Linked DNA regions of Homo sapiens: region 1 is linked to region 2. Evidence: read pairs that join two places in POLR2A ChIA-PET (ENCODE). Cell type or tissue: Panc1. All regions are shown on one strand.

Evidence for each region. Peaks named below come from ENCODE experiments on the same cell type or tissue, not always from the same donor. Only the 100,000 strongest peaks of a DNase experiment are listed, where the experiment ranks them.
Region 1: POLR2A ChIA-PET joins it to region 2 with 9 read pairs; 3 of 35 experiments call an interaction of 5 or more read pairs at or near these places.

What each region holds. Positions count from the first base shown.
Region 1 is chr7:73,419,061-73,421,560 of GRCh38, forward strand. No RefSeq gene overlaps it. Among named protein-coding and RNA genes, the nearest start is that of FZD9, 13 kb to the right of the region's middle. In Panc1, no CTCF peak of the experiment used is centred here; a DNase peak (open chromatin) is centred at 1,215.
Region 2 is chr7:73,593,835-73,596,334 of GRCh38, forward strand. It overlaps MLXIPL (MLX interacting protein like), which reads right to left. Exons shown (of 17, transcript NM_032951.3): 13 at 2,319-2,438; 14 at 2,008-2,135; 15 at 1,803-1,926; 16 at 440-569; 17 at 1-149. The coding sequence ends at 31. Among named protein-coding and RNA genes, the nearest start is that of TBL2, 17 kb to the left of the region's middle. In Panc1, no CTCF peak of the experiment used is centred here; no DNase peak of the experiment used is centred here.

The sequences.
Region 1 (2,500 bases), 170 kb before region 2:
GTCTCACTCTGACGCCCAGGCTGAAGTGCAGTGGTACGATCTTAGCTCACTGCAGCCTCCAATTCCTGGGCTCAAGCGATCCTCCCACATCAGCTTCTTGAATGTGACCTCAGGCAGAAGTCACCGTGCCTGGCTAATTTTTAATTTAATTTTTTTTTTTTTGGTAAAGATGGGTTCTCATTATGTTGCCCAGGCCGGTCTTGAACTCCTGGCCTCAAGTGATCCTCCTGCCTTGGCCTCCTAAGGTGCTGGTATTATAGGATTGAGCCACCAAGCCCGGCCCGAATATAATTTTTAATTTTTTTTTTGAGACGGAGTTTCACTCTTGTTGCCTAGGCTGGAGTGCAGTGGCACGATCTCGGCTGACCGCAACCTCCACCTCCCGGGTTCAAGAGATTCTCCTGCCTCAGCCTCCTGAGTAGCTGGGATTACAGGCATGCACCACCACACCCAAATAATTTTCTATTTTTAGTAGAGACAGGGTTTCTCCACATTGGTCAGGCTGGTCTTGAACTCCCGACCTCAGGTGATCCTCCCACTTTGGCCTCATAAAGTGCTGGGATTACAGGCATGTGCCACCGCACGTGGCCTAATTTTCTAATTTTTTTTTTTTTAACGGAAGAAGGACCCCAGGAAGTCAAAAGTGCCTACAACCCATGAAAGTCTAAATGAGGACAATGGAGGCTGGGCGTGGTGGCTCACTCCTGTAATCCCAGCACTTTGGGAGGCCAAGGTGGGCGGATCACCTGAGGTCAGGAGTTCGAGACCAGCCTGGCCAACATAGTGAAACCCTGTCTCTACTAAAAAACACAAAAATTAGTCGGGTGTGGTGGCGGGCACCTATGATCACAGCTACTCAGGAGGCTGAGGCAGGAGAATCGCTTGAACCTAGGAGGCAGAGGCTGCAGTGGGCTGAGATCGCACCACTGCACTCCAGCCTGGGGGACAGAGTGAGACCCCGTCTCAAACAAACAAAACAAAACAAAATGAGGATGATGGGGCTTCCAATGGCAACTCGAGACATTAGTTTACTCCAGAGTCATGGAGACAGTGAATGGAGTGTGTGTGTGTGTGTGTGTGCGTGTGTGTGTGTGTGTGTGTTTGTGTGCGTGTGTGTGAGTGAGAGAGACAGAGAGGAAGAAGGGAGGGAGGGACGGTTACAGGAGTGTGGGAAAGTCAACAGGAAAAGGAGGGAAGGTTCGCTGTGAACTGACAGTAACTGTGACCTCACAGGCATGTGCGGAGTCCCCGCCCCACCAGGCACTGTGCCAAGGCCAGTACCTTCATGTCATGAGACCCTCTCAGCAACTCTATAACCTTGTCCCCACCAGAATATTCCTTTCACAGCTGAGAAAACAACAGCACAAAGAGGATGAATTAAAAATTGTCTAACATGCTGGGCGCAGTGGCTCACGCCTGTAATCCCAGCACTTTAGGAAGCTGAGGCAGGTGGATTATCTGAAGTCAGAAGTTTGAGACCAGCCTGGCTAACATGGTTGAAACCCTGTCTCTACTAAAACTACAGAAATTAGCCAGGCGTAGTGGCAGTCACCTGTAATCCCAGCTACTCGGGAGGCTGAGGCACGAGAGTCGCTTGAATCCAGGAGGTGGAGGTTGCAGTGAACCGAGATCACACCACTGCACTCCAGCCTGGGTGACAGAGTGAGATCCTGTCTCAAAAAAAAAAAAAAAAAATTATCTGACGTGACACAATCGTGGGGCATGATTTGAATCTGGGCATCTGACTCTACAAGCTGACTCAGCCCTTCTGTGACATTGCTTCCCAGGGCCTGAACCCCAAAGTAGCACCTGAGGTTTTTCCTTGCATGGGTGCCCAAGGAAATGGTGATAGAACTGACTGAAAAGGGGCCGGGTATTATAGCTCATGCCTGTAATCCCAGCATGTTGGGAGACCGAGGCAGGAGGATCACATGAAGCCAGAAGTTCAAGACCAGCCTAGGCAACATCTCAAGACACTATCTCTAGAAAAAATTAAAAATTAGCCAGGCATGGTGGTGGGCGCTTATAGTAGCAGCTACTCAGGATGCTGAGGCTGGAGAATCACTTGAACCCGGGAGGCAGAGTCTGCAGTGAACTGAGATTGTGCCACTGCACTCCAGCCAAAAAAAAAAAAAGAATTGACTGAAAAGGGGCTGGGTGTGGCAGCTCATGCATATAATCCTGGCACTCTGGGAGGCCGAGGCAGGAGGATACATTGAGGCCAGGAGTTCGAGACCAGCCTAGGCAACGTCTCAAGACACCATCTCTACAAAAAATAAAAAATTATCCAGGGCCGGGCACGGTGGTTCATGCCTGTAATACCAGCACTTTGGGAGACCAAGGCGGGCAGATCTCTTGAGGTCAGCATTTCGAGACCAGCCTGGCCAACATGATGAAACCCCATCTCTACTAAAAAATACAAAAATTAGCCAGGCCTCGTGGCACACGCCTGTAGTCCCAGCTACTCCGAAGGCTGAGGTGCGAGAATCACTTGAACCCG
Region 2 (2,500 bases):
AGCTGAGTGAGCAGCAGGGTCTGGCCAGGACTATAAAGGTTTGCCAAGGGTGCCCTCTGTGACTGCCCGTGTGGCTTGCTCAGGGATGCGGCCCGGGTCGGTCAGGATACTGGTAGATGTGCCCAGCTGGCGTAGGGAGTTCAGGACAGCTGGGTGGGAGACAGAGAGAGAGAGACAGACACTTCCTGGGGTCAGGGCCCTACCCTTGGATGTGGAACCAAAGGGATAGGGGGAGGTATTAGTTGGCAAGACTGTCACCCCCTCCTAGAACCTCTGTCTACAGGCGTCTGGTGGCCAGAGGACCATCTGGGGGATGCGGGGTGGCCACAACCCTAGGCTGTGTTGATGGCAAGCTGGATGTGGGATCTAAGCAGGGTGGAATGCTCCCTCCACCCCCGAGGCTGGGTCCCTCTAGCAGGCAGGGAGATGGCTCACGTACTTGGCCGGAGAGCGGGCAGAGAGCAGTACTGGTCCAGCCAGGCCAGTGAGGTCTGGCGGAGGGTGTGCACACTTGCCGTGGACACCATCCCGTTGAAGGACTCAAACAGAGGCCGGATGAGGATGCTGAACTGGGCCCAGGTCAAGGAGCTGCCTGTGGTCCAGCTGGTCCCCCCACACCACGTGGAGCCCTGATGCCCAGTTCAAACCAGGGGAAGAAAGGGCCTGGACACTGTCTAACGTTGAACCCCAATGACTCATGTTGCAGCCCCTACTTCTTCTTTTTTTTTTTTTGAGACGGAGTCTCGCTCTGTCACCCAGGCTGAAGTGCAGTGGCACGATCTCAGCTCACTGCAACTTCTGCCTCCCAGGTTCAAGCAATTCTCCTGCCTCAGCCTCCTGAGTAGCTGGGATTACAGGTGTGCGCCACCACACCTGGCTAATTTTTGTATTTTTAGTAGAGACGGGGTTTCGCTATGTTGGTCAGGCTGGTCTCGAACTCCTGACCTCGTGATCCACCCACCTCAGCCTCCTAAAGTGCTGGAATTACAGGCGTGAGCCACTGTGCTCGGACTTTTTTTTTTTTTTTTTTTGACAGAGTCTCACTCTGCTGCCCAGGCTGGAATGCAGTGGCACAATCTTGGCTCACTGCAACCTCCACCTCCCAGGTTCAAGCTGTTCTCCTGCCTCAGCCTCCCGAGTAGTTGGGATTACAGGCACATGCCACCACGCTTGGCTAATTTTTGTATTTTTAGTAGAGATGGGGTTTTGCCATGTTGGCCAGTCTGGTCTTGAACTCCTGGCCTCAAGTGATCCACCTGCCTCGGCCTCCCAAAGTGCTGGGATGACAGGCGTGAGCCACCGCACCTGGCTTGCAGTCCCTACTTCTGTCCTGCCAAGACCTTCCCAGCTCTCTGCCTCTCAGTCCCCTCCTCCTTGCCCCTCCACGGCCCTTACTGTGTGCTGAACCATCCCCCATCCCTGAGCTCCCTGCCTGGGCTCAGTCAAGAACTTGACCCCTGAGCCAGATCAGGGAGTGGATTCCAAGTCTTCTGTAGTCCTCACTCCAGAGTTCAGATTCTCCCAAACTGCCCTCGGGGCTTCCTGAGGTCAGGGCCAAGGCTCCCCTTACCCAAGGACTCCTCCCTCAGTTTCCCTCTCTGCTCCCAGCCCCCCATCCCTGGGCAATTTTGCTGGCCAAGATGGCCAGGGCATGGAAGCAGGGGGCAGAGCCAGAGCCTGTCACCTGGGAGCAGCTCTGAGCCTGCCCGGCCTGGAGAGCTAGGCCTCCATCCCAGGCCCAGCCTGGTCTCACCCTGCCACAGCCCCTGCAGCCCCCCAGCCATGGGCTTGAGGGAGGATACCACCCAGAACTTCCAGTTGTGCAGCGTACGGGTTCGGACGTAGTCATCAAACATGTCTCGCATCTGGTCAAAACGCTGGTGTGTGATGGGTACCCCTGTGGCGGGCAGCTGCTGCTGGCACAGGCTGGGGGCAGGGCAGGGGTCAGGGGCTGGGGGTAAGGCGGCATGGCCCCCTGGTCCCAGCACCCGCCTGGACCCTGCCTACTTAATGGCGGCATTGAGCTCCTCAATCTCATCCCGCAGCTGCTGGGCCTCCTCCTGCAAGCCCGCACGCTCCTGCTGTAGCATAAGGATGTACTCAGCTGTCTTCTGCAGCGTGGTAGCTTTGCTCACCTGCAGACGCCACCAGGGGGGCTCAGGCAGGTGCTAGAGGCTGTACCCTGGGACCCACTGAGGCACTGGGATGGGAGGAGGCAAGAGTGTCTGGAGCACTCCCCTGCAATTGAGTTTTGGGTGGGGGGGGTCCAGAAAGGGGCCCTGTGGTTTTGGGGGTGCCAGCCTGGGCCCGGGGCTCACCTTGAGGCTGGGCTGGGCACTGAGTGTGCTCACGAGCCCATGAAGGGTGTCAAACCCCAGCTTGATGTTGAAGCGCCGCTTCTGCTCCGCGGAGATGTGTGTGATACGCCGGTTCTCGGTCTCGGGGAGCAGAGAGTTGGGTGAGCCTAGGAAGGAGCCCAGGAGGGCCTGGGGGTAGCAAA